3 separate regions of the Homo sapiens genome follow, and regions 1 and 2 are each linked to region 3. A link is an interaction called in ENCODE POLR2A ChIA-PET data of the cell type or tissue named here. Cell type or tissue: A673. All regions are shown on one strand.

The links. ChIA-PET counts read pairs that join two places held together with the same protein. Peaks named below come from ENCODE experiments on the same cell type or tissue, not always from the same donor. Only the 100,000 strongest peaks of a DNase experiment are listed, where the experiment ranks them.
Region 1: POLR2A ChIA-PET joins it to region 3 with 5 read pairs; 2 of 35 experiments call an interaction of 5 or more read pairs at or near these places.
Region 2: POLR2A ChIA-PET joins it to region 3 with 5 read pairs; 1 of 35 experiments calls an interaction of 5 or more read pairs at or near these places.

The regions. Positions count from the first base shown.
Region 1 is chr2:67,010,702-67,018,701 of GRCh38, forward strand. It overlaps LOC105374785 (a long non-coding RNA gene), which reads right to left and starts at 4,412. Exons shown (of 3, transcript XR_940210.3): 1 at 4,322-4,412. In A673, no CTCF peak of the experiment used is centred here; no DNase peak of the experiment used is centred here.
Region 2 is chr2:65,790,580-65,798,579 of GRCh38, forward strand. All of the region lies in intron 1 of LINC02934 (long intergenic non-protein coding RNA 2934), which reads left to right. Among named protein-coding and RNA genes, the nearest start is that of LINC02934, 4.5 kb to the left of the region's middle. In A673, a CTCF peak has its summit at 171 (motif pointing right); DNase peaks (open chromatin) are centred at 262, 4,632 and 5,912; H3K27ac peaks cover 7,370 bases.
Region 3 is chr2:66,436,501-66,444,500 of GRCh38, forward strand. MEIS1 (Meis homeobox 1) reads left to right here. Exons shown (of 13, transcript NM_002398.3): 2 at 1,237-1,463; 3 at 3,343-3,484; 4 at 4,062-4,112; 5 at 4,914-4,964; 6 at 6,402-6,548. MEIS1-AS2 (MEIS1 antisense RNA 2) reads right to left here and starts at 3,830. Exons shown (of 2, transcript NR_046625.1): 1 at 3,725-3,830; 2 at 2,587-3,189. RefSeq lists enhancers at 2,941-4,140, 5,940-7,582 and a silencer at 7,157-7,451. In A673, no CTCF peak of the experiment used is centred here; DNase peaks (open chromatin) are centred at 1,291, 1,781, 2,981, 3,921 and 2 weaker places; H3K4me3 peaks cover 5,481 bases; H3K27ac peaks cover 6,125 bases.

The sequences.
Region 1 (8,000 bases), 570 kb after region 3:
ATACCGAGAAAAAATAAAGCAGATAATCTGATTTTATCAATTCCAGAAAAGACACAGTGACAATAAAGAGAGGCAAGGCAATGGGATTGAGTTTTACTTTGCTAAAAGGGGGTAAATAGAAACAAAACCTTTAAATGTATACATCAAAAAAGACTCTGCATAAGTTCAAACTCACTGGCTAATACAAAACTAAAATGATAACTTAATATATGTGCTTTAACTACCACTTAAGTGATAGAAATCTTTCCCTTTTAGTTGACAATATTGGTATTACAAAGGTAGAACTATAACTGCAGTGTCACTGGTGTCTCCTTTTGCCACTCTTAGAGCAAAAGTACAAGCCAAGTTTGTAATCAGAATATTGATACTACATGGTATTATGTGTGGATTCTGAATGTGATATGTTATTTTTAATTGACGTCTGATTGTAAAATTCCTAGGAATGTTATATGACCAAGCATGCACACACACACACCCCTCTCTATCTCAATACTTAGGATAGTTACTAGAGCTAAAAATTTAGTCAATTATTGATAAATAAATAAATGAGTGAATACGGGTAAATCTGTTTGCATTATCCAGAAGGCAACTACTAGAAGCACTAAGAAAACTCTTAAGAGAGTGTTTAACTATGGTGTTTGAGAATGGCACTAGCATCTTAAGATGTGAATTCTATGTCATTAATCAGAGTTTCCAATAAAATAATGTATGACATCTCCATATAACTGTGGTTTGACCTATAGTGTTGAATTTTAATTTTTTCTCTCTTTTATTTATTATTTTTTATTGTATTTTATTGTATTTTATTTTTAGACATGAGATCTCACCATTTTATTGCCTAGGCTGGAGTGCAATGTTGTGATCCTAGCTCACTGCAGCCTTGAACTCCTGGGCTCAAGTGACCCTCTCTCCTCAGTCTCCTGAGTAGCTGGATTGCAGGTATGCATCACCATGCATGGTTTAATTCACTCTCTTTATGAAACTTTTCAGGATTTTTAAAGGATTGGTAAGAAGTGCTGGAAAATTAGGGATAGACAAGTGTACAGATAAATAGGGAAACACATTGTTCTTCCCTTAGTTCTAGTCCGCTAGGAAGCAGAGCCTGAGGCAGGATTAAAGTTCTGTTTTTGTTTTGTTTAGTTTTTAATTTGAGAGGGAGAAGCCCGTTGTAAGGTAGGAAAAAAAAAAAGAGAAACAAAGCAAGGGTAGATGCAAAGCAAGGGTAGATGCAAAGCAGTGTGATGCTCTGAGCCATCTAGCTGGCATTTGCTACACAGTGAACTGCAATGGGACATAGCAGGTCGCTCAGCACATGTGTGTGCTAGGCACTCAGCAGAAACTGCACCTCAGAATAGCCCAAAGAAGGAAGAAATGAAAGGGAACTCACCTTCCTCGCACCCTGCAACCTCTTTTTGTTCATTGATCCAAGTTTACTCCATGCCGAGCTAACTCCCCAAGGTTGCATCCTTCAACCTCTTGGCAGCTGTGCCTGCAATCAGACCCCAAGCCTCTCTATAGGGTGTTTTTTCCAGGTTAGAAAGTGGAGAGATACCTTAGCACTGAGAGGGCTTGGCATGAGGGAGGCAAGTTTCTTCATTTCTGTGATTTCAATTCAGACTACAGCTGCTGGGGAGCTATGCAAAGATAGCATGGGCATAGTTGCCCAAGAGGCACATGTAACCTTTGTAGATAAACAGGCAGTTAAGTCTGAGAAAGCACACAAGGTTTGTGTTCAGCATGGTTCTCCAAGGTTTTAAGAGTCCCAAGGCATGAGATTTTGCGGATGTTTTTCACAATGCCCTCCACTTTTTCTCCTAGTCTTTTTCCTTTACCCTGTTCCAGTCCATCCACCCTTTACTCCAGGTTCAGTGTTCACTCATTTGCCCACATTTACCACTGCACCCTGCTCTTCGTTGAATATCTTACCCAATGCAAAACATGTTCTGCAGCCAGTGATCATTGTTATTGAAGGAATACTTTTCTCTGGCATTGAGAACAAATGTCATCCTTTTTCTAAAGCGCTTCCTCTATCCTCTCCAATCTGATGTGTCTCCCTTTGCTGTGTTCACATACTGCTTATATCTTTGTTTAGATGTTTGTCAATGCCTGGTATGCCCATAATTATTTATGTGTATTTATCTACTCACTAAGTTGTTAGCTCCTTGAAAACACAAACTATGAAATCTAGCGGAACGAGCTTGGATTTTGGTGTCTGGCAAGTCTGAGTTCTCCAGGACTCATTTGCTTCATGTTTTTATGGTTTGTCTCTTGCTTCACCTTCCTGGGTTTTATCACCTTTTATGTAAAACTGTGGCAGTTGTACTTTATTTGGTTTTAGTGAAAATTGGCAGAGACAATTTAATGCTCATAGCTAATGGGGTGACTGACACATAGCTGGTGCTAAATAAAGGCTACTTTTTGTCTTTATCCAATTGTTATATCCCTTTATCAGCACCAATGTAGTGAGTGGTTAATGGAAAATGTAAATAATTTCCAATCTGTGTAATACTAGGGAATGCATGTAGTAATTACTTACATGCCAGGTACTATCTTAGTGCTTTAGAAGAGTTTACTTATCTGTCTTAGTCAGTGTTCTCTAGAGAAACAGAACTAATAAGATATATATATATATACACACACACACATATATAAGTGTGTACATATGTGTGTGTGTATATATATGCAATATAGTATATATACACACACATATATATGTGTGTATATATGTATATGAAGTTTATTAAGGGGTATTAACTCACATGATCACAAGGTCTCACAGTAGACTGTCTGCAAGCTGAAGGGCAAGGAAGCCAGTCTGAGTCCCAAAGCTGAAGAACCTGGATTTCGATGTTCAAAGGCAGGAAGCATCCAGCATAGGAGAAGCATGTATGCTGGGAGGCTAAGCCAGTCTAGTCTTGTCATGTTTTTCTGCCTGCTTTATATTCTGGCCACGCTGGCAGCTGATTAGGTGGTGTCCACCCAGATTAAGGTTGTGTCTGCCTTTCCCAGCCCACTGACTCAAATGTTAATCTCCTTTCACAACATCCTCACAGACACACCCAGGATCAATAGTTTGCATCCTTCAATCCAACCAAGTTGACACTCAGTATTAACCATTACAGTATCTAATCCTATAAGGAAGATACAATTTTTATGTTAAAAAAACTTCCATAGAACTTCCTATATACCAGACACAGTTCTAATTACTTAACATTTATTAATCATTTTAACCACATAACATTCCCATGTGGTTAGTACTGTCATTATTGTCCACTTTCAAAATAACAAAGACACTGAGAGGCTAAGTATCTTGCCCAAGGTTACACAGTTGGTAAGATACGGGATGTAAACACAGCCAGTCTGTTTCCAGAGTCTGCATTCCATAGAGTGTGGTATAATGTATTATAAAATAGCTTCTATGTAAATAACTTCCTCATATATTTAAGAGTTTTTATTACTTTTAGATAAATAATACTTCTCTAGAAATTGCCAGTCCATTTCTTTAAAAGTGAACATGTTATATACTTACCCCCAGAGCAAAGGGTATGGCTTATTCAAATTGAGCAATTGACTCAATTGAACAGATTTAAGCTATTGCAGCCTAGCTTTGATGGTAAATGGTGGGAGTCAATTAGACACAACTAGTATAAATCACTATGCAAGATTGATATGACACCTGCACAAAGATAGGGCAAAGGGAGTTACTTATTTTTGCACCTATTTTCAATACTGTATCATATTGCTGTTTGCATTCATACCCTGTAGGATATTTCTTTCTAAAGATTCTTGCTTTTGGCCAGGCGTGGTGGCTCATGCCTGTAATCCCAGCACTTTGGGAGGCCAAGGCGGGTGGATCATGAGGTCAGGAGGCGGGTGGATCACGAGGTCAGGAGATTGAGACCATCCTGGCTAACATGGTGAAACCCCGTCTCTACTAAAAATACAAAAAATTAGCCAGGCGTGGGGGCAGGCACTTGCAGTCACAGCTACTTGGGAGGCTGAGGCAGGAGAATGGCATGAACCCTGGAGGCGAAGCTTGCAGTGAGCCGAGATCGCGCCACTGCACTACAGCCTGGGTGACAGACCGAGACTCCATCTCAAAAAAAAAAAAAAAGATTCTTGCTTTCACATACAGCTTTTTATATATCCCACAAAACCTACGAGAGTTGACTCTATGTGTGTGCATGTGCATGTGTATGTATTGGGAGGGGAATGATAAAATAAATTTTTCTAGTTCATAAAGAATACGTAGGCATGATAATAACAGAAGTGAGAGAACATTTTCCCGATGAAGTGCAATACTGGCAACATTGATGCTTACCTTGCAAATGAATTGAGATTGGGCCCAGACCCAAGTCACCATGATTTCACGAACCACCAGAGAATGTTCATACAATATTGAGTACCTTCCAATATCTGAAGGACAAAAGTGAGCACATATTAAAAATCTGAAGAATTGAATTTTTAGGCAAGGCCTCAGTAGAATCAGATAAATTTCTCATTATCATCTCTCTCTTCCGTTTCTTCCCCTGAGGCAAGAGTGTGAGGCCCTAACATAAACCTAACGTTGTCATCATCTTAAAGGATATACTGTTTTTCCACTTATGCCATATTTCATACACTTTTTAGCTATGAGAAAAGATGGTGCACTTTCCAAAGAAATGTTATTTGGAGGGTATCAATGTCCATCAGAGAAGGTGTTCAGTTCAGGTAAGATGAGGAGAATTAGAAGAGCTTTTCTTTAAGCTAACAATGTTTCCTTTTGAGTTAGGGCAGATATTAATCATGTTTGATCTCTTACAAATAAAAAGGAAATAATCCCAAATGGCATGGCATGTAGCTTTCTATCCTGGGGTTTCTGCCCTCAGTTTTGGTATTTATGTATTTGAAAGAGATACCAGCATGGTTGATATTAGTTATGACAGTTCACATTTCTCCTCTAAACCAAATTCTAGTGAAAAAAAAAAAACAGCTGTCTGATAATGAATCTTCCTTTCATTCCTCCTACCCAAGTCTAATTATCATTAAGTGACAAGCTTTAGGTACATTCCTGCTGAAGAACTCTCTCTCTCTCTTTTTTTTCCATTTTGGACATTGGCCTTTCTCTCTCTGTAAGCTGTGCCTTTGACAAAACTGTGGGGCAGACAGGAAGTGGGAAGCCAGACCAAACTAGCCCAGGCTACCTGTGAAATTGGCATAGTGCCACTTACACTGTATTATAGAGTTCAGTCACATTCCAAGAGTGCAGAATATGTTGCTACTTTAGCAAAATAGTTTTTTTAAATTTATTTAACTGATGATTGACCTTGAATACAATAGCCTAACTGTTCCTTGGAGAAAAATCCCAAATATCCAGAAAACAAATTCTTATTTATCTCCTTGGGGAGCCAAAGAGGAAAATAGCTCAAATTATTTTATAGTAAATCTGTAGCCTATAAAAGAAGCCCATTATTTTTGAAAATAATTTAATCTGCTGAGATGCCACTATCTTGCCATGCCTACACGTTATAGGAGTGAACATGGTGATCTTAGGAGCTAGAATTGTAGATCTTCCAGCTCAGTGTCTCCCAAATGCCTATTTTTACTGCACCACTTTTTCAGTGGTAGTGGTTGAGGTTCATTTTCTCTCCCTCTTAATTCCTTCCTGGCAGAGGTGGAGAATTCACCTATTATTCCATAATAAGGTTTGGGTTAGGAAGAAACTATCTGTATTATTTTGTTCTCACGCTGCTATAAAGAACTACCTCACACTGGGTAATTAATGAAGAAAAGAGGTTTAATTGACTCACAGTTCCACAGGCTTAACAGAAAACATGGTTGGAGAGGCCTCAGGAAACTTACAACCATGGTGGAAAGCGAAGGGAAAGCAAGCACCTTCTCCTCATGGTGGCAGGAGAGAGAGTGAGGTGAGGAACTGCTACACTTTTAAACCATCAGTTCTCATGAGAATTCACTCACTATCATGAGAATAGCATGGGGGAAATCCACCTCCATGTCCAAGCACCTCCCACCAGGCCCCTCTACTAACACATGGGGATTACAATTTGACATGAAATTTGAGTGGGAACACAGAGCCAGACCATATCACCATCCATTTCCCTCTCTGTCCCTCTTCACTTTGCAAACGAAAAGCCCAAGACAACATATCTTTCTAGGGGCAATAGCAAGTAGAATAAAACTAGTGCTTGAACCCATTTAATATGGATTCTGGCTCCAAATTCGGTGCTTATTCCAGCACAACAAAAATGGTATGTATTCATTGATGGGAAAGAAAAAGAAGCTCCACCATCACACCCCCATCCTTTTTCTCCATGCATGGACCTGTCTATATTCCCATCATGGCAGGAGATAGTATGCATGGGAAATGAAAACATGTCAAGTGCCTTCAAGGGGGATGAAGAATCTCAGAGATGATGAAGAGGACTGAATTCTCCATGTAGGATTTTATACAAAAGAGAGTGGGAGGCTAAAACCACAGAGAAAGCAAAGGAGTTTGTTCAGGGTCTAAATTTGCTAAAAAGAGAGAGAAGCTCCATACAGGTAGATCAACAGATTTGTTGACTTTGTCAATGTTTCCCACATGAAGAATGGCAAGGAAAATGGAGGGGCTGGATAAAGGACTTAAACTGTGAAGAAACTAGCATCAGGTCAGTACATAATATCTGCCCGGACTTGGGGCCAGAGTACAAATGGAGGACCATATGCCTTATGAGTAAATATTCAAAGGATCTAAATCCAATTGCCAATCTGTTAAATAAATATATCTCATTCTCAAACCTTGATATATGTTCATTTATAACAACAAATTAGAAAAATTTAAAGCTAAATTTTTATAACATTGAAATTTGGCAAAATATAAAAGAATCATTCATTCAATTATATTGCACATATCTGAGTATTCTATTGATGGACCAGTGCTGTTGGATAAGTAATAACCTTAAGACAAATAATTCATAAATTATCACATATTTTTCATAAAATATATATCATCTGTATTTAAGCAAAATCACTGATAATCACTATAATCAAGAGTTTTGCATAATTTATACACTACCAATAATAACGCCAAATTTGACAACATTTCATGACTTATTGTAATTATTTGGAAGTACTTTATTAATTTTAGTTTTAGAAATTTCAGTCTACTGTGGCAGTAGCAACTTAAATTTTTAGGGTTCTTAAATACACTTATATTTAGAAATTAAATTAAAATTTTTGTATATCATGTTTAAATACTTACATGGTTGCTTATGATAAATTATCATTATCAAAAGTTGTAGAGTATTTTATCTTTTTCATGCAAGTTGATAATATTGATATTTCAATTTTACCACTTCTTAACTAGTATCTAGATTTATACATTAATAGTAGGAATTGGTATTATACTTCATGATTGTTACTTGTAGACACACACACACACACACACACACACACACACACACAAATTTAAGAAAATCGTGGCTCTCCCAGATGCCCTGTAAGGCAGGTAGGTGGATATATACATTGCTATATGCATGGGTATGCGTGCTCCCCTTGTAGTCACCATGAGAGGGAAGGTCAAGCCAGGTTACTACCAAGAAACATGATTTTGTTCTGGGGGATCCAGTTTCTGACACTGAAAAATACCAGAATACTCTCCAGCTAGAACAAGAAATGAGAAACCAAGATAGATTCATCTCTACACTGAAATTACAGAGTGCTGGGAAAACTGGTGAGAATCACTGCTAACCTGCGGCTGCCAGTGCCCCACCCCAGCAAAATACATGCATCCCATTATGCTACTGCAGCTTCTGGCATGCATCAGCAAGTAAGAATCTTGCAGCTACAGCCATGACAAAGCACTTTGGATGACACCACCCATTGGAGTGTTGTGGCAAGTGGACCAGGAACTGGACCAGGCCACTCCAGTGCAGCAGGTTCCTAACCTCAAGGGGACAGAGAATAAAGCAAGGGGACTGATACCAGGCCCTCAGAGTTAGAGCATGCAGCCTAGAAGTGCT
Region 2 (8,000 bases), 650 kb before region 3:
TTAGGCGGGGTCCGGGCATTTACCTTGTTTTGGTTTGGTGATAATTCCCTCTCACAATCTGCAGCGACTGTTTTCTGTTTCATGGGCTTCCGGGTAAGTTGCTTGGTGGATGACCTGGTGTATTTAATTTACTGGGCTCTGACTCTGCAGAGGGCGCTAAATGCTATGGGCTACGGTGTTCAGAACTGGGTTCTGGAGCCCCCAGGAATCCCAGCAAGTGTGTTGCTACCAGAATTCCTTCTCTTCCTGTTCTTTTTGTTTCTGATTCCTAAGCCCCTTCAAGTCACATAGAGGAGGCTATTTGCCAAATTGTGTGAGCCCATTAGTATGTCAATCATGATACCTTCCAAGTGCTTGCCGCTTTGTACATTCCAAAACACTTTCATGCAAAGCAACCCTTGGAATGGTTTTAGAATTCCTGTTATATAGATTGGAAGATATTTTTATTTCCATTTCATACATTGGGAAACTGAGGCTCAAAGGCCATAACACAGGAGAGGCATAGAAAAAGTCTCGCTCCAGGCCTCTTGACATGTGAGCAAGTGCCCTGCCGGACATATGTGCTTCCTCCCTGGATTTTCATTAATTTTTTTGGAAACTTGGTATTGTCATTGAGTGAGCTGAGGTGGTGAGGGAGGCTTACTCTTGTCCTTTAACATTAGCTTTTCAATAATGCTGAAGATGATGATGATAATGACAAATCGCCTATAAGATATGCCCATTCAGAAGTCTCTTGTGTAGTTCCCAGCATTTCAAGGAATTCATTAAAAACTGACATGAACCCCAGGTGACCTCAGGTCTCCTAATGTGCCAATCATTCATCTAAGGAAACAGAACTAAATTACTTGTACCTGAAAGAAAGCCTTTTGCAAAACAAGAGTATATACGCACTCTCACCGGAGCCCAGCAGTTACATTCAACGGTGGCAGTTATTATAAATGGCTATATTCCTACGGCAACCCTGGAGAAAGAAAGAAAATTGTGCAACCAATTTAATGAGGTGTGTGTGTAAGAGGGATGGTTAGCAATTTGTCTTTAACAATCTTGTTATACAGCAAGAGGCTCTAAGGGGAAAGAGAGAAAGAGAGAGACCGGGAGTCAATGCTCTATTTTCTAACAATTCTCAAGAGAGAGGAGATAAAGACCAAGAGAATTCACTGAGCAAATGTTTTCTTTGTGGCAACAAATGCAGGCTTCGTGCTTGCAGAACCACTAGGCACTATGTAACGAGAAGGGTTATAAATCTGGATGTAACGAAGGTTTCACCCCAGTGGTAATAGAGTTAGAGGGTGAAAGGTTGCATCTTGTTCAACCTTCTCTGGAATCGTTTTCTATAATGCTGGCAAGTAATTTTGTGGCATTTCTGGATGCTTAACTGAATAAAAAGAAATACTTATTTGGTACTGGAACCACTATTAGCAAGGTGGGCAGTTGAGAATCTACCTAAGTATCCAGTAATGTTAAAATGAAATGGCAGAAAACCATTTTAATTGCATCATCTAGTGCCTCTAGACATGTGGGCACTTGTGTTCCCGGTGGTGACACACAATATGGAGAGATATTTAATTGGGCACTTTTGAAAAGAGAGCCCCTCTCAACAGGGACTACATCTTGGGCTTGTGCTTAGAAGACATTCAGCTCAAGAGCTGCCCTGGTGCACATTTCCTCTGCCCCTTTGGTTGCCTTTAGGTTCATCAAGTTCTAATTAGTTATTCTTTAGTTAATTCAGAAATGAAACCTTTATTGAGCAATTACTATGTTTCTGGCCTTATTCTAGATTCAATGATGTTTAGAAAGATTTTTACAACACAGTTTGCTGTTAGTCTAGACTTTTTGCTCCCTAGTGAAAGGGAACTTTTGGCAGCATCAAGAGGTAATTCAGTAGGATTCTATCTCTTCAACTTCATAATCTCCATTGTTTCCCAAAACCAATTCTAATATTAAAAACAATACAATGTTTTATCAACGTTAAGATGCCCTCTATTGTTAAAAAAAACTGTTATTTTATGTACCACTTGCATAAAGAAAAAATATCTAAGATGGGAGGTCTAATAGGAGACCTCTTCATAGGCAGGACACCAAAGAGCTACGCACTCGGTGAAAGGGGTAAGGAAAATTCTCCAGCAGGGCCAGCAAGGAAACTTGCATGTCTCAGCCTTGGGCCTCTGCAGAGGGAAGAAAATACAAGTCTCTGTGAGAATCTGAGCCATAATCTAATACAGATGGAGCATCCTTAATCTGAAAATTCAAAATCCTAAATTCTCCAAAATCCAAAACTTCTTGAGCTCCAACATGATACCACACGAGGCAAATTCTACACCGGACGTCACACAATAGGCTCCAGTCAAAATGTTATCAAAACTGTTTTGTGTACAAAACTATTAAAAATAATGCAGAAAATTACCTTCACACTGTGTGTCTAAGGTGTATAGGAAATGAATTTTATGTTTAGATTTGAGTCCCACTCCCAAGAGATCTCATTATGTATGTACAAATATTCCAGAATCTGAAAAAATCTGCAAAGCAAAACACTCCTGGTCCCAAGCATTTTGGAAAAGGGACACTCAACCTGCCAACCTGTAGTCACACAGGTCTAAAGTCTGAATTTACACCATTGGTGGGGTCCAATAATTCTCAAGCAGAGAAATCAATTTCCAGTGGGCTTAAGTAAGTTTGGCAGAAACAAATGCAGAATCCTTTCTGGAAGAATTCGACTTCATTTCAAGCCCACAGATTATAAAAACGTATTGATTACGTGATACACTCTGATTTTAGGGATTATGAAAATGTGAGAATAATGTGCATCTAAGAATTGATGAACAGTGATAGTAATAATAATGCTTTTCATGACTAGTATATTAATATAATTTTATGTAATTATTATTCTTTCCATTTGCTATGGACAGTGAAATTTTTCTGAATCTTCTGTAAACTGTGAATAAAAGCATTTTAAGAATTTTCTTGGCTGGGTATGGTGGCTCACACCTGTTATCCCAGCATTTTGGGAGGCTGAGGTGGGAGGATTGCTTGAGCTCAGGAGTTCAAGACCAGCCTGGGCAACATAGCAAGACCTCCTCTCTACAAAAAACAAAACACAATAAAACAAAGCCCCCCAATCCCCCAAACTTTCCTATGTTTATTGATCTGTAATCAACAAGCTTGCTATTCATATTCAGTTCTAAGAAAGTCCCATAGTCTCTCCCCAAATTAGATTGCCCTCCAAAGACCTTCCTATAAAGAAATGAGGGTACCCCAGCTGAAACCCAGTTCTAACCGACTTAAACAAAAAAAGGAAATATATGGTTCATGTATCCACATAAGTCCAGGGGTTAGATATGGCTGGATCCAGACACTCAAGTGTTCTCATCCAGACCTTGTAATTGCTCATCTCTTTTTTCTGCTTTCTCCGGTGCTGTGCTGGATTCAGAGCTTGGCTCTACATGAGGCTTTCAGCACCCTTGGGCCTAAATCTTCATCCCTGTTTGCAGTCTCAGGAGAAAGCAAGGTTCTCTTTTCCACTTCCATCAAAGACCTCAGAATTGAGTCTCATTGTTTGGTTGGATCATGTGTCCATCTCTGGTACAGGAAGATCATGAGTTGGATCCTGTGTCCATTTCTGGCATATGAAGAAGGTTTTGGGTACCCCCAAGTCATAGGGACTGAGAGTGGAGAGGAGTGATCCTCACCAGGGGTGCAATAATCAGAACAAGGGGACTTGGATGCTAATCAAGATGGAAGTCATGAGTTGTATGCTGGAAACAGTGGATGTCCTCTACATGTCCTCCTTGTCCTGGAGGAGGTACAGTTCACTTGTGGGCATACCCACAATGAGGTAAAATGACAACTCAAGATGTCAACTGAAATTAAAGATATCTCTGTGAGAGATGTGACAAGGTTCTATGTAACAGATGCCACAAGAAGTACCACTGTAAGAGCTAAAAGAGGAAGAAGTGCCTGGACTAGGGTAACTGGGAACACCTTGTGGAAGAATTTGACAGGAGGAGAGGATGTGGTGAAGGATGAGGGAGAACCAGAAGGAAAAGAGTAAGAACAATGGTGTGCGGAGGGATAAGCAAGATCATGGTATCCTAACTCTGGAAAATTGGTTGACTTTGTGTGTGCCTAGTGTTCTGTGGACTCCTCAGCTTGTGCTCAACCCCTGCTTCTATTCCTGGACAGAGGACATACTCTCCAGTGAACAGAAGAACTCCCTCAGTCTGGAGAAGTCCACTGGGATGAAAAGATTCCTAGATCTAATTCTGATCCTGTCTCAAACTAGCCGTGTGACTGGAGCAAGGCATTTAATTTCTTTTGGCTTCTGCTACCTTATTGGAAAATAGTAATGATTTACCTGTCACATTTGTCTCACAGGGTTGTTGTGAGAACCCAGAGTAGTGTTTGTGAAGGTGATTTGAAACATAAAGTTCTGACGCAAATGTAAAGCATTGTCTATGGCACACAGACTAGTGTTGGTCTAATTGAAAGCTTGTACTCTGCTTGTTTCACCTTTTATTTTTGTTAGGGACTTTCTATAGATTGTGAAAATAAGCAATAAATTTATGTGGGTTACTAGAATTATGAAAATGGAATTTCTGATCCTGAATTAACCAGCTTTCCCCTGAGCCAGTTTATCTACGGCAGGTAGGGTATCTCTATGCTGTAATAAAATTTCCTTCCTTCCTTCCTTCCTTCCTTCCTTCCTTCCTTCCTTCCTTCCTTCCTTCCTTCCATTCATCCAATATTTGTTGAGTTGGGCACATTACTTAGCATATACGTAGAATGGAATTAAGACAATTAACTTAGAATCGCTTTGCATATTATTGCTTTATTTGTTTTCAAAGTCTGAGAACAATCAAAAGCACAGTACATTATCTTATTGTTACAACTAAAAAGAGTCTTGTAGGGCTTGAAGATCACCATCATGGGCAGTAATTATTGTTGCACTACCAGTGCACTACCAATGTAGTGCAATAATAATATGCTAGTTATCAGAGAGTTGTGATTGGTGAACTGCAAGAAAATTACCTTTCCTTGTTAAAAAAAAAACCCAAAACCAAACCCTCGTATCAGAAAATTGGTTTTCCTGAATCTAAGAATCTTGCTTTGGGCTCCCCATTTGATTGGGCACAAGCTTTCAGAGATTTAGTTTCTCCTCCTTCTTCCTTAAGACATAGTCTTTGAAGAAAGGATAAATTTTTAAAATGCCTATTTAGAAAGATCATCCATGCCTAGAACCTTGATGGCATAATAGCAAGGTAATTTTTTTTTTTTTTTTTTTTTGAGACGGAGTCTCGCTCTGTCACCCAGGCTGGAGTGCAGTGGTGCGATCTCGGCTCACTGCAAGCTCACCTCCCAGGTTCATGCCATTCTCCTGCCTCAGCCTCCCAGCTGGGACTACAGGCACCCACCACCACGCCCGGCTAATGTTTTGTATTTTTTAGTAGAGATGGAGTTTCACTGTGTTAGCAAGGTCATATTTACCAAGCTTGTCATGACTGAGGAAATTCTTGGCAGAACAAGTCTCCATAGAAATTGTCTAAATATGGCAAACTCCTAAGGAAATGTCTCCCGTTGGGGAAAAGGAGTGTCTAACTGGTCCCACATGTTTTCCAGGGGATCTCTTTCCCCCTCTGTCACTTTCTCCAGGCAGTTCTTATCTTTTGCGATGTAAAGGAAAGAAACATGATTTTAGGGAGGGCCTAAATATTAAGCATCCTTTCCCCTGATTCATTCTAATGCAATTGTATGCAGATATGAGGGGATTTTTTTGGGTTATATCTGTCACTTGGAATTTCTCCATTAATGGAGTCTCTGAAGACATTTTAGGAATGAATAATATCTTTTATCTCATTGGAATATGCATGGGATTCCCATCAAGTCTGTCCTTGTGTGACTCTGAGTAGACAGCCAGTAAGATTTCCTCTTTCAAGTCTCTGTCAGGAATAAATACTCAGTTCTTCAGTAGTGCCCAGATGAAAACCTGATAGTGGAGGCTTTGCTCTGAAAGCAGACTGTGGCCCAGCTGTTCTGTGGTTTATGAATTTTTTAGCAAGGCTGAGGCTGGTCGCTGAACAAGCATTGGCTGAGTTCAGGCATACGCTGGGGGTCTGATGACTTCAAGTAGGGGTTAGAAAAATCTGGCTGTGTATTCTGGGTTTCCCCTCTGAGGTTCGGAGGTTTGTTCAACTTTGGTTCAAAGTCAAGCTCAGAAAATGGGGAATGGGGGAAGCCACTGGCCCAGCAACTTGCAGTGACTCTCCTGCAAGCAGTGTGGAAAAGGAGCCACACTGAGGTCAGGTCAATGCCCATTTGGAGAGGGATGCTGCTGACTGGGCCACTCTGAAAATCCTCTCTCCAGTGGAAAAACAAGTACCTGGGGCTCTGCCTCCAGCAAAGGCTGGCTTTCTGTGTCAAATCTCACTTCAGCTGTGCTAAAGGAAGGAGTGGGGAGAATCAGAGTTTGGGCCAATGGGGAGAGAATAAGGACCTAACCGTTAAGAGAAGGTGGCACTTCGAAGACCCAAACTTACCCAGAAATTGAATAACTTTTCTTCTCTGTATTTTACCTTCTTGACAAGGCATCTGAGGGTTGAAGGTCATATTTTTTATACCTTGCCTCAATTTCTTTAAGCAGTTGTAACATCATTGGGCCAAAGGGAAATACTCATTGGCTAGATGTCATTACCATTTAGTGGCCATTGGGAAGACAGGCTGGGAGCCAGGAATTAAGATACATTCTTCCTACCAGCGAGTTCTGACATTTGAGTCTGTGGAAAACAAAGTGAAGTGAGAATAACCTCTTCCAATGAGAACACATGGACACAGGGAGGGGAACAACACACACTGGGGCCTGTCGGGGGTCGGGGAAGGAAGGAGAGCATCAGGATAAATAGCTAATGCATGCTGGGCTTAATACCTAGGTGATGGGTTGATAGGTGCAGCAAACCACTATGGCACACGTTTACCTGTGTAACAAACCTGCACGTCCTGCACAGGTTTCCCAGAACTTAAAATGAAATTTTAAAAAATAACGTATTCCTCAATCTAGTGATGATTGGGGAAATAATTGACCTATCTGATTATGTGGATACTCAAAATAAACCATCCCTATCAAATGACCCCTCAGGCCTGGCTGAGTCTGTTTGACTCACAGCATTCAAGCTTCTCCCCTCTGATCTCGGGGAGATTTAATATGCTCATGCTAGCAGCCTAATTCAAGCAGACCAGGTGAATTAGGATCTCAGTGGGTGGGGCCTAGACAGTGACGTCAAAGCTCCCCAGGTGAATCCAGTGAGCAGCCAGTGCTAATAATCATTCATCTACTGTATCCCAATCAGCAAGGTATTGTGGCTGCCACATCATCATTTTGTGTAGGGAGGCCAGGGTGCTGATGCAGGGATGAAAGTTGCTCTTTTTTCTTGGATTGTCAGGAAAGGCCTGGCTGCTCAAGTAACATTTGAACACGGACATGAAGGAAGTGAGCAAGGGGTGGAGGAAAGGGGTGGAGGAAAGGGGTGGAGGAGGAGGGAAGAGGATTCCAGGCAGCGTTACACCCACCCCACAACAGAAGGCTAGTTTCTGAAGGTGTGTGGGTGGGAGACAGGGGAGGCATAATGGTATTTATCTTGCTACCATCACACTGGTTCAGATAGAATCAGACAGGCGCCTTGAATGCCTCATCAATGTGGAAAAAATCTGATGGTTAGAAATAACCCTTCGGTTAAAAATAACCTGAATCCTATGGTAATTATTAAATAATATGAAAGCACAACTACAGTTCCGTTTAGTTTAAACAGAGTGAGGTTTCACAGAATCTAGCATCATAGGTGCATTTAAAAAGACAAGGAAAGAAAATACGTGAGTGTACAAAAAACAGGGTTGCTAGTAGGGAAAGAATAACGTACTCGCTTATTTGTTTGGCTTTGATCTGCGTATGGTAGAAGCCTGGGGAAGGAGCCCATGGGCAGGTCACGGTTATGCTTTTGAAGGTGACCAGTGGT
Region 3 (8,000 bases):
ATGCAGTGAGAGTAAAGTGAGACAATGACAACCCAACTGAGGTAGTTTCTTAAAAGAAAGGGGGTCTACAAAAAGCCTTCCTTGCATAATTTGTGTCCTGGCCCTCAAAGCCCTGTTTGCAAAAGAAAGTTACTAGGCTGACACAGTTTTCTTTACTCCTTTGGTTCAGGCAAATGTCAGCGTTCTTCCAAACTCTTTTCACACCTCTGGCTTTAAGGAGATGAAAGTGGCAATTCCTCCTTTCTTTGAAAATCATTTCACTCTCAGCGCCTCCAAATCTTGGGAAAATAACTGCCTGGAATGAACCAATTAGAAAAACCTAAATAGCTAAATTTCACACACACAAAATAATGACAATCAATATGAAAGTAGTTTTTTTTTTTTTTTTCTGGAAGAGGAAGATGGAAAGTTGTGCATTTGCTTTTGAATTTGCTTTAAACCTGGTGAGTAACATTTGCCTCCTTGACTTCTAGTCTGGAAACAAAGTTCATAAGAGTAAATAAGAAAATAGAATATTAGCTGCTTCAACTATAGATTTTCTTTAACTTTGGGGGTGGGGAATTGCCCAATTCTAAATTCAGCTCTGATGTTCAGGAAAAGCTACCCTCCTTTGAGTTTCACTTATAAGGGGTCAGTTAGTTTTGTATAATTTAGCAGAGTTTGTCTTGGAAAGCAAAAGAAATGCAGTGTCTTGTAGGACTGCCTAACCTCACGCTGGCAGGGAAATAAAATGAGAAGCCTGTCTAAATTCACGTGCTTTGCGTAGCTGTTCCCATCGTAACTTTTTTTTTTTTTTTTAATTCCCCCTGATGTGAAGGGGCTGTGAAACTAGGCGGGTTTGCTGCAGTGTCCTGGCACGTTTTATTATTGTGATTTTGAATTTCTTCCTCCAGAGACATGCCCGTTTCACCTTCTACCCTCGGGAGAATGCTTCTCTTTCTCTCTTTCTTTCTTCTTTCCTTCTTGCCAAAGGAGCCTGAATTTCTAAACTAGTTGATAGGGACACAAGTTAGGGCAAGATCATTCATCCCAGACGAGTCTCGCTGAGAATTCTGTATTTTTTACTTAAAGCTTTAATTTTAAAATAAGAAAAACTCAGCTTTATAGATGCAAGGCCACCGAATTCCGGGTGGAAGGACCCAGCTGTATTGACCTTATATAAGCTCGGTGCCTTGCCGTTCTCCCATTTGCCCGCCTGGCCTCCTGAACCTTCTTTCTCTCCTGTTTGTCATGCAGTACGACGATCTACCCCATTACGGGGGCATGGATGGAGTAGGCATCCCCTCCACGATGTATGGGGACCCGCATGCAGCCAGGTCCATGCAGCCGGTCCACCACCTGAACCACGGGCCTCCTCTGCACTCGCATCAGTACCCGCACACAGCTCATACCAACGCCATGGCCCCCAGCATGGGCTCCTCTGTCAATGACGCTTTAAAGAGAGATAAAGATGCCATTTATGGGTAGGTACAATGGGCAGCAGGTTAAGTAGTTGAGACTCAACGCTTCCCTCTTTCTCTGTGCCCTTGGTAAGAGGAAAGTCAGAGTTCTCTGGATTGGAGGTACATCTTTGGTGACTTTTCATTCACATTTCATGGATAATTTGGGGAGGTGGCCTGCCATCCCTGAAGCCCTACATCCCCATACACACTCTGTGCACATCCAGTGCCCTGCTCCACCATGGCAGTGCCCGCAAGGGGGTCCCAGATGAGAAGAAGCTGGCTAAAGGGCCCTTGTCCCCTCTCAGACTCCTTCAGCGGGCTGGAGTCCTCCCTCGCTCGATTTCGCCCGAGAGCGTTAGGGGTTTCTAAATGCAGGCGCCTTTGTGTTGTAACGAAACTTTTAGTTTAAGGGAAAATCTCTTTTAAGCCACTGATTGTTCTGACTTGCTGAGTTTACTCAGCAGCCTTATGCTGGCTCTGCCACTGCACAATAAAACCAAAGCAGGACAGTTGCAGGTCAAGCAAGGGGGAACATGTTTTGCATTTAGGGAGTTTGACCACTGAAGTCAAGGAGAGGAGCTTGCTCTGAATTGTTACACACATTAAGAAACTTCTAGATGTTTTAGCACTTTGTGCTCAAAGGCGAAACCTGCAGGATTTAGAAATAAGTAAATTCGGGGTGCTCTTCCTCGGAGGTTGTTTTCTGGCTGCGGTTTATACTGCTTTCTCCTCCGCCATTCGATTAGACCCTGGGCTAGTAGAATCCTTTGAAACTCACTTGTGCCTACTGTGTGCCGATGAATTTGGGAACCTCTTTTTACTTTGCAGAAACTTTTATTTCTATTTATTTATTTTTAAAAAATCAGGACACACTGACCCTCCCTCGCTGGAAAAAAAAATATATATAATCTTTTTATTTTATTTTCTGATCCCTTGTGCGATGGGCTTGTTTAATTCCCACCGTTCTGTCCGCAGAGTTAACTACAAGTGGTTTAGGCTCTGGGACAGAACATTTGGGGAAGCTTTGTAAAGGACCCCAAACTGTTAAATTCCCAGCTGAGCTGTGAGAGCTAATAAAAGACTTGAGATACCTCCTTGGGCATTAGAAGAAGCTTTTCTTTCTTTCTTCTTCTTCTTCTTTTTTTTTTTTTTTTCTTTTTTATGGGCTGAGACAAGCGACATCTAGGCCCCTCGCAATACTAGCTGCTTTGCCACTTCGCAGAGACAAAATGAAAGGCTCTACTGCAGGAACATTTGAAGGAACTTTCTTTGGGGGGCGGTGGGGGCTATCAGCGAAGGGAGGGGAATGTGCGTGGAGCTGAGGAGGAGCCTCCCGGCTCTCCGAGGGCCTTGGGGTTGGGATCCCTAGGTGCAGCCCGTTGACAGTCGGCCCCACGGCCATGGACGTCCTTTCCCCAAGTTAGCTGAGCGCCTGCCACCGAGATCCCCCGAGCCTGGGCTTCGCGCGGCCGCCTAGGAGGAACCCGCAGGAACCAGCCCTCCCCAACTCTCCGCCCGGCGCCTTTCTCCTCCACCGGATCCTGGATGTGCAGTGGAGGGGACGAGGGCTTGTCGGGTGGGAAACTTAATTCAAAATGGCTGCTGGAAACGCTTGGGTTTTATTCGTAGCAAATGTTGCCAATTTCTCCGGCCAGATACGCTAAACCGATCCTCAGATACCGTCCATGGCTCAGGGCCTCCGACTTCAGGGCTCCAGGAGGAAGGGGAGGTGAGCGGTCACCTGGGTCTGGGGGAGGGGGAGGAAAAGGAAAAAAGTAGATGACACAATCGGAGAGGGGGTCTGTTCCTCTTGCTCCTCCAGCTGTTTTTCTTGGGCACCTTTTTCCATTGACTGGGGACTAACCATTATGTTGTTTGTGACTGTTGTATTTTCTTGCAGACACCCCCTCTTCCCTCTCTTAGCACTGATTTTTGAGAAATGTGAATTAGCTACTTGTACCCCCCGCGAGCCGGGGGTGGCGGGCGGGGACGTCTGCTCGTCAGAGTCATTCAATGAAGATATAGCCGTGTTCGCCAAACAGGTCAGCAAAATAGATGTTAAAAAGTAAAAGAAACAAAAAGAGAGCCCCCCCTTCGCCAACACACACGCGCGCGCGCGCGCGCGAACACACACACACACACACACACACGGCACACTTTCAAAAGTAGCCAGCACGTAGTCGGCCTTAAGCCATGCATGTTACCTCCAACCTCAGATTTTCTCTCTGTCTGAGTGTCTGTTTGCAGATAACTTAAAATCACCCATCTGCATCCCCACTCACCCTCCAGAAAGCAAACGTGGAGAGCTCACTCTGCAGAATAAAATCAAGAACACCACGGTTGTAGCTGCTGTGGACTCGGCGGTCTGAGCAGCCTCCCCGAGAGCCGTAGTTGCTAGTAGAAGTAAGATTGAGCTCTGGGCTTGTTTTCAGCTTATTTAATTCACACTGAAATGTTTCTGCGCGGGACGAACTCGGTGTCACCGGGTCCCTCCCGGAGGGTTACTTCCTGCCCCCGACAGTGTAATGAGGCAAGAAACTAGGAAGGCGACCAGATTTCAAATTTTTCTTTCTTTTTTCTCTCCCCTCCCTCTCCCCTCTCCTTCTCACTTGTATTTAGATTCGCGCAGAAAAACCTCTATTTTCTTCTAATCCAGAACTGGATAACTTGGTAAGAGCGGACCCCTATTTCCCTCCCCCGCCCCCGACCCCCTACCTCCCACCTCCAACGCCCTCAGCTTTGCTTTGAGAGCCCTGAGATTTCTAGACCGGTCTTCCCGTGCCTGCAGGTTGGCTGCAAATGTTTCTGTACACGGACAACTGGTCCGGGACAAGATCCCGGGGAAATAAATTCATCTCGAGAGGGGCCGGGCGAGCCAGCGCGGGGAAACGCGAGCTTTTGTTTTTTATGACAGCCGGGCTGCGCAGCTCTAATCAGCGCGGGGATTTATCTCCCGGCCTGTCAGCATGTGTGCTTAAACTTTGCGGACTTCCTAGCCCTCTAAGTCCCATCACGAGGGCAGCCACCGGACAAGAGCCCCCAAACAACCAGTTTGCCTGAAAGGTGTAAGGAAGGCAGCAGAAACTTTGCAATGGGAAAAGCCACAGTTTGAGGGCCATTTGGAATATTTTTCTGTCCACTCCTTCCAAGGACACATGTAGTCCAGTGTTGTGGCCCTTTTGGGGTGGGGTGGGGCCAGTGGGACTGAGAAAGGGGAGAGCCATGGGGGAGGAGAGTGTTTATGATCCTCACTTAGATGCTGTGTTGTTGTTTTAGCTAGTTTTTTTTTTCTTAAGAAATATAAACCTCTAGATGGTACCCAGTTGCTGCTATTAAGTTTTAGTGTTATTGCCATAAATCAAAATAACTCTATTTACTGGTGGGAGGGGGTGGGCTGGAGATGGTAGAGCTGTGGCAGCCAGTTTTCTGCAAGCCAGGAATGGGGTGCTTATTGTTTTTGTATCTTTGCAGATGATTCAAGCCATACAAGTATTAAGGTTTCATCTATTGGAATTAGAGAAGGTAATTTCTCTAGCCTCTTTTCCTTTTACTTACCCCTTACCCCCAAACACACAGGGGGGAGGGTTCCGAATGGCTGAAGTTCAGCCTTCTGATACATTTGCATAAATGTCTTTCTTTCTGGTAATTAGTGTCAAGGCCAATCTTAGCGTCCATTTCTCTTCGCAGTTTAATTACAATTTCAGCCACTAAAACTGGGATCACAAACGCCCTAGCCTTGTGTTCATTCTTAATAACTTGCTGGCTTTGTGTAAATAGTTGCAATTCTGTGCATCCCAGCTGATGTTTCGAATGCTGCTCTGAGGTTGTTTCACAAGTTCATACCTCTGTTGTCTCTTCTCATCCTCTTCCTTCTCTTCTTTGCTACCTCTGAGGGAGAAAAAAGTTTTATTCAGTTGTAGTGAGTTTCTGGAAGACAGTCTTGAGAGCAAGGGCAGATCAGACACAGGGGAGAGGCAGAAGGGGAGAAGGAGGAGGAGCGGGAAGGAGTCTGGAGGAGGTGGTGGGGAGGCACATTAAACGTTTTGCAGAGACAAAGCAGAGTTGATAGTTGTGTCAATTTCTTGAATCTGTGAATCCTGCACACACTCCACCTTCACACTCAAGAAAGGGTGTGGGATAACATGATTTTGCTAGCTGTTCTATAAATCTCAGCAATAAAAACTTAATGCATTGTAATTCAAACTAACATTAAATTGCAAGCACACTGGGGTTTCTTGTGAATTTTTGCATGTCAGTGATGCCTGGGACCTCTAGGAAACCTCTGCACTTACACTTAAATATTTTGAGGCATTCCTTCTCCTTTTTGTAAAAAAAAAAAAAAAAAAAAAAAATCAATTTGATATGTTTTTGTGTGGCTGTATGTTTTCCCATATCAGGAGTACTGGCAACTTGATTTCCTTCCATTTTTTTTTCAAAGAAAGTTTTCTAAAATATACCCCTTAGAGATAAAAACCTTCATTACAAATATAATAAGGACTTGGGTTGTCAGGCATTTATCCTATGCCACCACAGTACAGGTTCTTTGGAGAATATATATGTGCATATATACACACGTATACATTTTTTTCTTAGACACATTAGAAAGGGATTTATGATAAAGTCACTGGATGAAATTAAATAGTTTACCTTAAATGTCACCTACGCAGGTCACCTCTCTAATGACCACAGCCCCAGGAGCAGATGAATTTAACACGGGTGTTGAATATGTTGTAGCCTGTGAATCATCTTGTCACTGTCAATTTTCTGGGATATCTCTATTTTGCAAGAAAAGAAAGTTATTCCTAATTCTGGATGCGTCTGGGGGTCTCTGGAGGACAATTGCCCTGTGTTTCCCCTATTTGGAAGTTTGGATCTCACAAGGGGGGTGGATTGCACTTGTCAATGTCATTTATGCACTCCTGATTATATTCCCATTTTTTTATTTCTGTCATAATGTAGGTACACGAATTATGTGACAATTTCTGCCACCGGTATATTAGCTGTTTGAAAGGGAAAATGCCTATCGATTTGGTGATAGACGATAGAGAAGGAGGATCAAAATCAGACAGTGAAGATATAACAAGATCAGCAAATCTAACTGACCAGGTATGCGCTTTTCAATTTCAACATCCCTGGGAAAAAAAAAAATCTGTATGCATATTGCTTGCTGGGTCACTACCACCTCCTTTTATTATTTGCATATGATTAAGTCCCTTTTAGATACATTTCCATCGAAATGAAAATTTTTGAATAATGTGGCTATTATTGCTTCATTAAGGCTGGCTCTGGGATTCGACCTGAAGAGATGAGCTTGTAAAAGCTTTGCTAGCAAACTTGACCTGTTTCTTGTCGCTTTTAATTTTTGTCTTTATTTTATTTACCCTCTATAATAATGGGAGTGTTAACTGCCAGTGACCGCCTCTGATTGTAGGGGCTTTGTTCCGGAGCATTTTTCCCCCTTCTATCTTCAAGAAAAGACAAGTGTAGGGTCTGCTTATTTCTTATTTTATTAGGAATAAATCCAAGATAGGTGGTCTAAGAAAGACAGCGAGAGTTTGAAATCTAGCAAATGCTGGCTATTTTCTCCCTGTCTGTACGGTTCATTAGCCTGTCTTGTCAGTTTTCCTCGGCCGAACGCTTCTAGACCTCACTGAACATTGCTTTGTGTGGTGTTCACTGCAAGCTCACCCATTTTATTGTACTTAATAGAAAAAATAAGACCAGGCCGAGGTTATAAAAACAGATAAATATGGACTTTTCTCCTCCTTCTTTCCACTCATCCTCCAGCTGGTATGTGCTCTGGGCCCTCTGGGTTGGCAGCTTGTGGACATATCAGCATCAGGGGCACCCCGGCGGCTCCCTGGGTAAGGAGTGTGGGGGACCTCGCACCGCCTTTGCTCTCAACTGAGGGCCTTGGCTTGCTGCACCCTCTCCTCTCCTGTCTTCCCTCCAGGCCCTTCTTCCGATGCGTTACTAAGTGGGGACGACTTTTATTTGGAATTGCTGTGGGGATTTCTCTCTCTCTGTCACCCCAACACCACCGTTTGCTCCCAGGGTGCCTCTCTCTCTCCTGTGGCTGTATCTCTGGATTGGTCCAAAGGAGTTGCAAAAATGCAATGAAAGTGAAAACGTGTAGAGTGAGTGAGATGAAACAGGGCTCAGAACAGTTCCGTTGCGAATTGTTGCAAGGCGTCTAGAGATTTGGGTAGCTGGCCTGCTCTGCACCCTCCCACCCTTCCCCCCTATATAAGTGAAGTCCCAGTGTTGTTTCTCTTTCTGACTCGGCACGTGAGTCCAGATTTGGGGGAAGAGATCAGCCTGCCTTTGTTAAGCCAAAGGCCAGCTACTCTGCAAGCTCTGCCATGATCTCTGTTGGCCAGTGGCTGTCTTGTACAGTCCTTGTCGAGCGCCTGACGCCTGGTTCTTAGTGTCATCTTATGGTTTTCTTCTCTCAACATCATCCTCTTAAAATACATTCTCAGCTTGATTTTCTCTGGGCAATCCCCGCGACATGGGCTGAATTCCTCTTTTGCCCATGGGGAGCGAGAAACAGGCAGA